2 separate regions of the Homo sapiens genome follow, and region 2 is linked to region 1. Evidence: chromatin contacts called from ENCODE Hi-C data. All regions are on one chromosome and are shown on one strand. The core of a region is the stretch at or near the end of the contact, and the rest is flanking DNA. Distances in the headings are between cores, read along the strand shown. Region 1 holds the start of DNM3 (dynamin 3). Region 2 overlaps DNM3 (dynamin 3).

Region 1 (5,752 bases), core at 1,401-3,900:
TATCTCCCTCTGATGCAGATTGGAAATGTTCTCTGCTCTTAAGAATTCATGTGAGTAGAGTGCATCCACTTAGATAATCTAGAATAATCTTCCCATCCCAAGGTCCTTAATTATATCTACAAAGGCCCATTTGCCACTTCAGGAAACATTCACAGGTTCCAGGGATTAAAATGTGGACATCTTTGGGAAGGGCATTATAGTGAAAGAGAGGGACATGTAAATTAGTGACTTAATGCAATATGCCAAGGGCAAGAATGAAAATCTATTCAGGGTACATATATATATGTATATATGTGTATATATGAAAAGCATAGAGGAAAACGGTTGTTTGAGAAATGATGGTTGTAACTGAGGCACTGGCAGCAAGGATGGACAGAAAATGGCTTCTAGGAAGGTAGAATGGGTATTATTTGGGTACCAATTTGGTGTAGGGGATGAAGGAGAGAGAGGGAAAAATGAAGTGAGAATGACTTCCAGATTCTGGATTGGGATTGGGCAGGCTTGTCCCTGAGATAGGGAGCACACTATCTCTAGTGTGAGAATGTATTTATAGGATTCTTTGACTGCAAGTAAAAGAAATATGAGTTGAATTAGGTTAGGCAAAGAGGAGAATTTATTATAAGTTTATTGGCGGGGAGGTTGTACAAGGAACTGAGGACAGGATTACAGTTGGACATCAGACATGAACAAGATTGAGGATACAGGTACTATCCGGATCTTCCCTCTTCTTTCCCTGTGCTCCTCTCCTTGTGTCTTTTCACTTTTCTCTTTCTCTGAAGATGAGCACTTCCCTTCTACTGGTGAAATCTTACTAACCATAGTTGCCAATGTTATTCCTCACTTATAGTTCAGTCACTCAGACAAAGGCCAATCTCTCTCTCAATTGCATACTCCTGGGAAAAGGCTTTGATTGGTAAAGCTCAAGTCAGGTGCCCAATCTGGTGCACACAGCTATGGCCAGGGCTCAGTTTTTCTTCATGCCTTTCTATCTTCATGACTGCTCTGGCTACAACCATGCATTGGATGGAGTGTTTCTTAGAAAAGGTTTCCTGGGCAGACATTCTAATAGAGATCCACTTCAGTGGAGATGCATTCAGTTTTATTTGTCTTTTTCTGCTGCTTTAAAAAAAAGTTGAGATGTAATGTACAGTAAAATGCACATCACTTAAAAGTTTAGTTTGAGGAGTTTTGACAAATGTATGCCCACATCCCAGTCAAGACATGGGACATTTCCATCACTCCAGAAAGTTTCCTCATGCCTCCTACAGTCAATCTCCACTCCTCAAAGACAACCACAGTTCCGATTTCTATTACCATAGAATAGCTTTGCTGGTTGTAGAACTTCACATACATGAAATCAAACCAATATGGTCTTTGGCCTTTTTCATTCTACATAATGTATCTGAGATTGTTGCTATATCAAAAGTCTTTTTTGTGGCAGAGATTATTTCACTATATATATATACCACGTTTGTTTATTCATTCACCTGTTGATAGACATTTGGGTTGTTTTCAGGTTTTTTGACATTATGAACATTTTAATATGTCTTTTTAGAGTTAGAAGGAACTGTACATTAAATGCTGAGATTACAAAAGATGACTTCAGTTTTGAATAAATTGAGTCTGTAGTACTTGTAGGACACTCAGGTAGTATTCTGGGCTCCTCTTGGAGTACAGTCTAAGTTGCAGAAGAGAGACAGGGTCTAGCAATGTAAATTTCTGTAGTCGCCAGCCTTGATTCAGAGTTAAAGCTATGGGAAAGTCCTCAGGCAGAGGACAAACATTAGACAAGAAAATGCCCATATATGAAACCCTGCGAAGCATCAGTATTTGAGGAGCAGACTAAAAAGGAACCGTCTGTGGAGGCTAAGAGAAGCATGGCCATTTATCTTTGTGTCCCGATCATCAGGCACAGGACCCCACACACAGTCACTTCTCAATGTGCTAAATTTCACAGAATGCGTCCAGGGTACCTGGTTCTGGATAGATCCGGTAGAAGGAGATAGACCGGGAGGGCAAATGGCATGAGGAGTCTCACAGGCCAGAGTGATTAAAGGGGTGTATCGGGGCGGTAAACCCTACAGACTCTACCTGTGCTTATGCGGGGCTGGGGAGGACGAGTCATTACAGATGAAGAATTAAGTAAGGTCAGACCACTCAGGGCCTTAGATGGATGTCACATTGAAGAATTTAGACTCCAACAGGCCTGCCACCCTGGGAGGAGTCATCGCGGATTCTGGAGAAGGGCGTGACAGAGGAGATTTCCTTTCGGGAAGTGTAGTCTGGCAGCGGTGCCCCGGTGGTGGCGGCGGCGGTGCTGCTGTTGCTGGTGATCGTGTGGTGGTGTTAGCGGCGATAGTGCTTTCCACTGGGCTTTGGCTTGGTAGCCGCTGAAAGAGAACAACGCTGCCGCTGCTGCTGATTTCATGCCATTTCCTGACCCGGCGCTGTAACTTGGCCTCTGAGCCTTGGCCACAGAACGCAGAGGCCGTGGCATCTGGCCGCAGCTGGGCTGCAGTGCGTGCGCGCCTGGCCTGGTGGTCCGATGGGAAGCCCGGGGCGGGGCAGCCGCGGGGCGGGGGCGGGGCGTCGCGGAGATAGGCCACGCCCCTGCCCGCCCGCGCAGGCGCGCTGCGGGTCGTTAGCTGTCAGAGCCAAGCGGCGGGCTGGCGGCGGGCTCCGACGTCTGCGCCAGGACCTGGCTGGCTGAGCCCGGCGCAGCAGCAGCAGCCAGGGCAGCGCGGCCCCTACTCCCTGTCAGGTCGTAGAGGCGAGCAGGGACCAGCTGGTCGCCGGCCCCTCGGGCAAGATGGGGAACCGGGAGATGGAGGAGCTGATCCCGCTGGTGAACCGTCTGCAGGACGCGTTTTCGGCGCTGGGACAGAGCTGCCTGCTGGAGCTGCCGCAGATCGCCGTGGTGGGCGGCCAGAGCGCCGGCAAGAGCTCGGTGCTCGAGAACTTCGTGGGCAGGTAAGCGCGCAGGGCGCGGAGTAAGGATGCGGCAGTGGGGCGACCCCGCTGCGGGCCGTTGGAACGTGGACGGGCAGCGGGAGCCAGAGGGTGGATGGACCAGGCGCTGCGGTGGAATGGGGGGCAGAGTGGAATGGGGGGCAGAGTGGCGGTGTCCGTGGGGCGGGCGGGGTCCTCCAGCTCTGGGCATCCTCCGTCCCCTGCCACCCCCCGCCTGGTGGCCCTCCTGCCTGCCTTTCATCGTGCGATACAAAGCCATTTCCTCCCTGTCCTCCAGTCGGGGAGTCGGGGGAGGGGTCCGCCCCGGGCTCGACCCCCACCCCCTCGGTGCGCGCCAGCCCCGGGCAGCCTCCCTGCGTAGCGCGCCGAAAGCTTCCCAGTGCCCCTCTCCTGTTTTCCCAGCTCAACACCCCCCTCCTTTTCCTGTCGCCCTCCGTGAGGCTCCCTGTGAGGCTGTGGGGCTTTATCCCCCGAGCCCCCTCCCTTAGGTGGAGATGCTTTCCTTCTCGCCAGGGTTCTCGTTCCTCTCAGCTGTCTACTGTTGCCTGCCTCTAGCTGGGGAGGCGGGGTGCGAGGAGAAAGACGTCGTTTGTTGTGGTGAAGCTTTATCCAGAGACGCTTCCCCACCATTCTCCTCCCGGAGAGTCGAAGAATAAAAGGTGGTGTGTTTGCGTGTGCACCTATTCACAGCTTCAGGCAATTGTGAGAGAGCCCGAGGCACAGACTTGGCAGGGGGTGGACGTGGACTTATGTTGTCCAGGTGCCATGTCATTCCTGCATCATCTCGGAACTGACCAGCATCTTTCTCGCACTCTCTCTGCGCCCCCTCCCCCAGCATCATCTTCCGTTCTCTAAGCTCCTATTTGTCTTGCTAGCCTTCAAGACAACATTCTGAATCTAAATTGTAGCTGTGGTTTTCCTCATGACTCTTAATACAGAAACAGCTAAGGAATTAATTTTCGAATTAGGAATCAGCATTTCTTCCACTGAGCAATTCATGAGGGATTAAGTTACCTTAATGGCCTTGCCTGAAGAGTGCAGACATTTGCTAAGAAAAGCCCATTTAAAAGCATTATGAAAACTGAAATCTGTTTCCTAGTAATAGAAAACCAGGTAGAAATGTACAGTATCCAAGAAAAAATGCTGGCGAGATTGTACTTTATTCTTTTTATTTGGCTCATTCGTGACTTGGGATGCAGAAGGTTCCTGTTTCTGTTCCTTTTTTCTTTTTTTGTTAGTGCTTGGTGATGTGTAGAATTTAGAGCTGAATATTCCCACATTTCCTTTGGAAATGTTAGTGTTCATAAAGTACATATTCCTTTCTCTCAAATGATATTCCATCTCTCAGATGATATTTTTTTTCCTGTATGAACTAGAAAGATAAGAAGCCTAACAAAGTAAAATTGCTGACAATTGGCTTGTATCCTTGAGTAATTCACTTAATCACTACACCTCATTTTTATATTTTTTTTGATTAATGAACAAAGTGAAGGTAAAGCATTTTGCCTACGTCATCTTAGACTTTTGGTGAAGTGATGGATTTCAAACATATAACAGTTACTTTCTTTGATTTGTTGCCAATGAAATTTACGAGATATAAAGTGGCATCCAAAGAGTGAGTTTTGGTAACATATTTTTGGCTTTCCAAAGCCAGGGCATTTTTGTCATGACACCTTAAGAGTTATTTAACTATTTTTGTTTTTTAAACAAATACTTAAAGATTAAAACTGTAAGTATTTCAAATGAAATTACCATATTTTTATGCATCTCCCATATATTTACTTGGATGAGCCTATATTGTATGCAAGTGCATTGTTTGTGGTCAGAGCTTTTGAACTTAATGTCAGTTGTATGCACATACCACAATTCTACATTCTAGGTTTTGAAATTCTAACATTCTTCCTAATGTTATAATAAAATTGTACACATCTCCCCACACTAGCTATGTTCTTTTGGAATAATTTGAAAAAAGAAATGTAGAAGAGTAAAATATTTAAGTTTGAATATTTTTCAAGATGGAATAAAAAATAGGGACAAGTATAAAAATCAGAGCACGTACCAGAATGCATTAGTAATTTGTTGTACTTTAAAAAGTTTTACCACTAATTGACTGTTAGAACGCCAAATCAAAGAAAAGGATGACCATAGAGGAAAAAGGTCATTTAATTCATATGTAAAGTCTTAATTATATGTAGAGATAACACCTGCCTAGCAGAGCTTACATATTAAGGAGAAAATTTAATTAGGAAGGTCATTTGACTTTAATAAAGATTTCGGTCATTGAATTATTGAGGAATCTAATTTCTAATTATAAACCAACCTTAGGGAAAATGGAGTTTTCTATTTTGATAAGTTATTCAGCCTAGGTGGAAAAAATTGTATCCATTTTCTACTGTAACATCTTAGCATTTTCTTGTCATTATCCAGGAATTTTGCAATAAAAACAGTTTCTTTCCTAAGGATGCAACTTTCCTCTTTTACACGAAACAGTTTTCATTTTAAGACTCGATCTAATGTGCAGTTATTGAATGCAGCCATAAAAACCAAGGGTCATCACTTGTGTAAATTCATTGTGTTTGCTCTTGACTCAAGCTTCTTCTCTACAAAATAATGATGCATTTTCTCAACAATCCTCATTTAGTGGACTAACTGTATCTTCTCTCAGTTTGTTTATATTGAGTTTTTTTGGACACCAATGAATGAATTCGGATGTGAATATGTTTACTTCATTTAGCGGTTGCTGTAAAAGCTGATTTTTGGGTGACAGGTTTGAGATTGTTAT
Region 2 (5,752 bases), core at 937-3,436, 540 kb after region 1:
GGTATGTTGTTAGGTACACTGTTTATTTGGTTATTCATCTCAACCTTCATTCAGAATTAGAATACTTACTTGCTTTCCCTAGAATGTGGCAGGCTAAAAATTGAGTAATAACGGCAGGTTCCCCCATCTCCTTTCAGAACCAGTGGATGCATAAGATAAAAATGTTACCATCTACTGATATAAACTCCAACTATGCTAATCAGAAGTTGATAATCTGATAACGACTGACATTTTATTTTCTTCTGAGTGAATATGAGATAATCCATGGTTTGTTTTCTCTTCTTTTAGGCTGAAAATGATGAGAATGGACAAGCAGAAAACTTTTCCATGGACCCACAATTGGAGAGGCAAGTGGAGACCATTCGCAACCTCGTAGACTCCTACATGTCCATTATCAACAAATGTATCCGAGATCTAATTCCAAAAACAATAATGCACCTTATGATCAATAACGTAAGTGATTATAAACTACCTCCATTTAACTTCTAACCCATCCGAGTGTGGAAGTTGCACATATTATCTTCAGCTTCTTTGTGTATTTTCTGGATAGTTCAAATAATATTACCCAGGTTCATCATTTTCCATTAGACGTGATATGTGACTGACCAGTGAAAGAGAACTTAGGGAAGAAAACTTAAAACTTCTAGCTATAGGACTGAGGTATTCCCCATTGGCTGTCTTCTAGAAGAGTGTGAGTTTGCTCACAATAAAGCAAAACAAAAACACCATAATCCTGGGCATCATGTAAATTAATTGCAAAACCAGCAAAGAAACCAGATGCCCTGGCTCCTAGACTTTGAGACTAAAGGCAAAGGATATATTTGTTCCTATGCCCATGCGTGTGCATGCATGTGCACACACATATATAAAATATGTTAATATGATTATTTTCAGCTTCTAAAATCTATGGAATGCTATTTTAACCTGGGAAAGGGCTTCTTGCTTTATTCCCTCGGATTAAAAACTCAGTGAATTTTATTTTTCTAAGGTAAGGATGCTATAACCTCAAATCTGAAAATCCTGCTTGACTAGCCATCAATGGGTCTAAATAACCTTTTCAAGGTTATTTATAGTAGTCAGAGTATGATACTTAAATTATGTTTGATTTAGTTCTTTTGGTAGTTAACTTTTTACAGTACAAATAATACCACAAGTTATTTGAGAAATAGTCTTTTAGATAAGATAGGTTATAATGAGGTGTTTTATAGGGGGCTTTTCTGAATCTTGACAAGTGAGACACCAATAATTTTATTCCTAGTTATCTTCTAAGGACATCTTTTTATTTAATCCAATGATAAATTATGAGCATTACTTGTAAGAAATTAAAATTAGATGGCAAAGTACTAAAAAGAGCCCCAAAGTAGAATTTAGGAGAAATCTGGGTTCTAAATCTGGTTCTGCTACAGACTCTGTTGACCTAAGGTGAGTCTCTTTCATGTGTCTGTTTCCTCCATATGTAAAATACTAATTGTAGTAAGTGTATCTGACTTAGGGATTTGTTCCAGAAGATGGTACAAATGAAAGTACTGTGAAAAATATAATTGTAAGAAATTAATATGGCTGCCTATTTAAGAACTGTAAATAGCCCTTGTTCATATTTCATGGTTAATTTCAAAATTTTATTTCTAAATACGACAGTCCGTTCATTGTCCATGATCTCTGCATTCCTTGACTGTAAGCAACCCCAAGCACTCATGTGAACAATCTTATTTTTAACTAACACTATTTTCATACACGTATGTATTCAAACAAGGTTAGCTGGATGCTTTGAAGAATCAGCAACAGGTAAGCAATAAATTAGAAATGTGGGAACTATGAATTGTATTCTTTTGACCAATGGCTTTCTGTGTAACCTAAAGCAAATCATTTCGCCCCTTTGAGTTGAAGTCAGTTTCTTCTAAAACTACAGTGAGGTACCTCACAGAGCCATCAGAGATTATAATAAAAGTGGCTATAAGCCATTTAGAAAAATATAAAGTACTAAACAAATAGTCTGTGTATTTTTAAAATTACCTTCTTCATTTACTTAAATGAATTCAGGTTGTTTTGCTGTGGTATATCCAGGCACTTGCTTATTTAAACATTTTCCTGATTAAGGATCATTTATCTTTTCACTGTTTCACCGAGAGTCATTAGTGCTGCCATCAGTTCAAACGCTGCTTTGCTCTGCACTATATTAAATCATCAGCACAGGAAATAGCACTTCCTGCCTATAGCTGTGAGGAGTAGCTTGACACAAATTAGCTAAAAGGAAAAAAAAAAAAAACAAAAAACCCCTATTGCAAATCTATCCTACTTTCACCTTCTCAAGAAAAACATACACACATGCACACACATATGCGCACACACACACACACACACACTGAAAGAAAGAAAGAAAGAAATGCAGGGGTAGTTTCCCTCACTCTTCACTGGTGTGTTTTCTTGTTTTAATGAAATGGCTAAACCTCCACCTACAGGATATTATCCTCGGAGGTAAAGTTCTGATAGTTGTCTTGAGAGAGACCTCACATAAGAGTCGTGAGAAAGGAGACTTCAATTAAGATCTGATCACCAAGGTCAAATCTTGAAGTAAAAACTAATAGGAATGTGGAGAAGGCGAAAGTATCATGTAGTGCTGAATTCTTATGAAATTGTGGCTTTGTTTGAAATTTAACTTTTTGTATCTACCAGAAGTTAGTTTTACATATCTAGAATGACTGCTTTTCTTGGGTATTATTTTATGTGCTTTTTAAACATATATAAAAAGGTATAGTTTTATATATAATACATATATTTTAAAATTATATATGTATAATTCTATATATGAAAAATATATATCTCTTTTATTAATGTAGTCATATTGTCGTGGCATCTTATTGTACAGAATGCCCAAGCCTATTTTGTTCATTCCACACGTGACCTGTTGAGTCCAAGGAAACTGAAACAGTGAACACCCAGCACTGTGCCATCTAGATGTATTGATTTTTTAACTTGATTCAAAGTGAAGAGATCTTCAAATGAAAGAACTAATAATAAAATCACAACGAGAAAACTAGTCTTTTGACTCCTAATTCTAAATTCTATTCACTTAACCCTGCTGCATCTTTAAATGAGTTTGGATCAAAAAGCTAATTGTTCCTCCAGAATCAATAAATGCCTAAAACACGGTCCTCTATTTCTTCCTGGTCTATCAAAAGCGGTGTTCTGGCCTTTCCTCTTTGAAATGGGAATGAAAAAGAATATGTTTCGGCCTTCTGAAAAAGAATATGTTTCAGCCAACATTCATAAAGTTCAGAATTTGGTGGGCAGTTTCCTTTGAAAGTTTACATTAAGTGTTCTGCCACTCAAATCTCCATATGGAATTGTTTAAGAAGTTTAAAGCCTAGCAATAAATGCCTTGCCTCAGACATACTGTAAGCCTTTGTCTATTGAAATGCAGCAGCTGTTTCATTACTTAAACATACCAGGTAACAGCAGCACAAAGAAATAGCAAGTTTATGACAGACGGTCTTTCTGGACAGGCTACAGTCAAAGCAGCAGAGTTTTGCTCAGGACTTTAAAGCTAACACACACATAACACCCCATGGTAAGCCCATTTGGATGGCCTCTTCTCTGTAGCTCACCCCACCAGAAGTTCTCCATCAAAGAATGAAGTGGATCCAGCTTTATTCTAAAAATGTGTTCGGTGTGGCAAAGTGGCACATAATTCTGTTTGAACCTGTCAGCCAACCACATGTTGGATACCCATTATTTTCCACAGCTTATAAATGAAGAAATTGAGGTTCTGAGACATTGACTTGCCCAAGATCACACAGCTGGGGGTGGCAGAGTTAAGACTGAAATCCAAGTCTTCTCACTCATAGTCTGATGTTCTCACCATTTGAACATTGGATAATGCACGTGACAGGGTTAGGAAACTCTAAGTCAGCCCTCTCCAACTAGAGGACTCCTACCCCCACAGGGTATTCATGAGTTATTTTCCCAGACAGTTAATTTTACTTGAAGATTTAATTAGGATTTGTTTGAAGGTGAGAAGCAATGTTTGAAATCTTTCTCATATTTAAGCAAACCCAGATAATACAAAAGAGAATGTAAACGTTCTTAGGAATTTTTAAAAAAACCAAATTTGAAACATAGAGCCATTTCACACTGGAGTGTGTGCTGTAGCCTGCGCCCCTGGACCCCTCTGGAGGTCCACATTTACTCTCCTTGGCCATTGGCATTTTGGTGGAAAATTAGTAACATGTGCCCTAGTTTCAAAACTTACTGTAACTTTAATGCGTATGAAGTAAAGTGTTATTTTAAATGTTCATTATTTTAGGGGAAAGTACATCTTAAATACCAGAGCTTTATCCTGGCATTTAAAGCACTGATTTGTTTCCACCAGCCAGGAATTCAGCACACTGCTCAAGAAAAAGATCACGACTAGGACTCCCTAAGTCCCACTCTCTTCTCCCCTGCCCCCACCTCCCATCATTGCTCCCCGCCAAGGCTAACACTCTTCTGCTTTCTTAAATTGTAGATTAGTTTTGCCTGTTTTTGCACTTGGGAATCATATACTATACGCCTTTTGTGTCTAACTTCTTTTCCTTAACATTACATTTGTGAGTCAAAGGATGTTACTTTTTAAAGCAGGAAAACTTCCTTGGTCTTTAGCAGAATTAAATCCCTGGGAAAAGGAAAGGAGGACTAAGCAGATGTGAGAGAATTGTGAGATCTCAAAGATCACAAAATTCTAACCAAGCCCCCTCCCCAAAACTAAACAAAATTAAACTTCTCAATTGAATTTTAATACATGTATTGTGTGAATGAGAGGCATCACCGTGTTCCGTACTGTGACCCTCCAATTCTAGAAACAAAGAGATTTTAAGGAAATGGTCTCCTTGGTAACTGAACTGTAGGAAACTGTAGGAAAACCCTAGAAATGTCTCTTCTATTTGTGAAGGGTTTAAAATGGTCTCAGTCATAGAAAAGAAGGTTTAAGATCCAAACATATTACGGGTTGCTAGAGAAGGGTTAAAGTAAGAGAGGAAAACATGTGGAACATTTTTAATGACCTCACATTCCTTTACACTGAGCAGAGCGACATGGTGCAGTAATGCCTGTTTATCTAGCCTAGAGAGTTTGAGCTGGAATGAGGTTTCATGTGTGAGAACTTTTACAAACCATACAGAGATGTATAGGTTATAAGGTGTTATAATTAAAAACATAAATATTATTTCAGATCTCAAATTTAAGTATAATCACTTTGTTATGTTAGGTGAAGTATTTTCTAAATGCTATCATCTAAAAGGGATTCACTTGACCCCTGATTGTCATGCAGAATTCTTGATTTAAATATTTGTACCAGATTTAAATGTCTGTATACCACTGGCATACAGACTTCCCAGAAAGTCCCTGAAGTGTCTGGAAACTCCCGGAAGTCCCCCTACCTTCATTCCAAACTCCAATTTTAGTGTCACAAAGCTAGGTTAGCAGAAGGAGAGAAGAGTATCTCTAAAATTTTGCTTAAATGCAAAATAAAAAATGTTAACCTCTATGCCCTATTTAACTATGTCGCTTGATACCTGTACTGTTGCAACAGCTGTCTATTGTTCTCCTGTCTCGATGTACCTAATGCCAATGTAGCCTATAGACAGTAAAAATCACAGCATTTTTTGGAAGGGGCACTAACTGTGTGCTGGGCATCATGCTAGACAACTTGTATTCATTCCTTCCTTTAATCCTCACAATACTTGAGGTAGCTCTACCCTCATTTCACAGATGAGGA

The links. Hi-C counts contacts between places; a loop is a spot of excess contacts on that map. Pooled maps may share reads with other maps.
Region 2: a pooled map shows a loop between it and region 1 (6-fold over the local background). The contact joins the enhancer-like site here to the promoter of DNM3 in region 1. A Hi-C loop is called at or near these places in 7 of 50 pooled maps.

The regions. Positions count from the first base shown.
Region 1 is chr1:171,838,848-171,844,599 of GRCh38, forward strand. DNM3 (dynamin 3) reads left to right here and starts at 2,651. Exons shown (of 21, transcript NM_015569.5): 1 at 2,651-2,970. The coding sequence starts at 2,810. RefSeq lists a silencer at 2,466-2,695 and an enhancer at 2,896-3,075.
Region 2 is chr1:172,378,730-172,384,481 of GRCh38, forward strand. DNM3 (dynamin 3) reads left to right here. Exons shown (of 21, transcript NM_015569.5): 18 at 289-453. Among named protein-coding and RNA genes, the nearest start is that of C1orf105, 39 kb to the right of the region's middle. Within about 2 kb of position 2,187, at least 7 of the 41 ENCODE cell types and tissues checked have a DNase peak (open chromatin) inside an H3K27ac peak, as active enhancers do.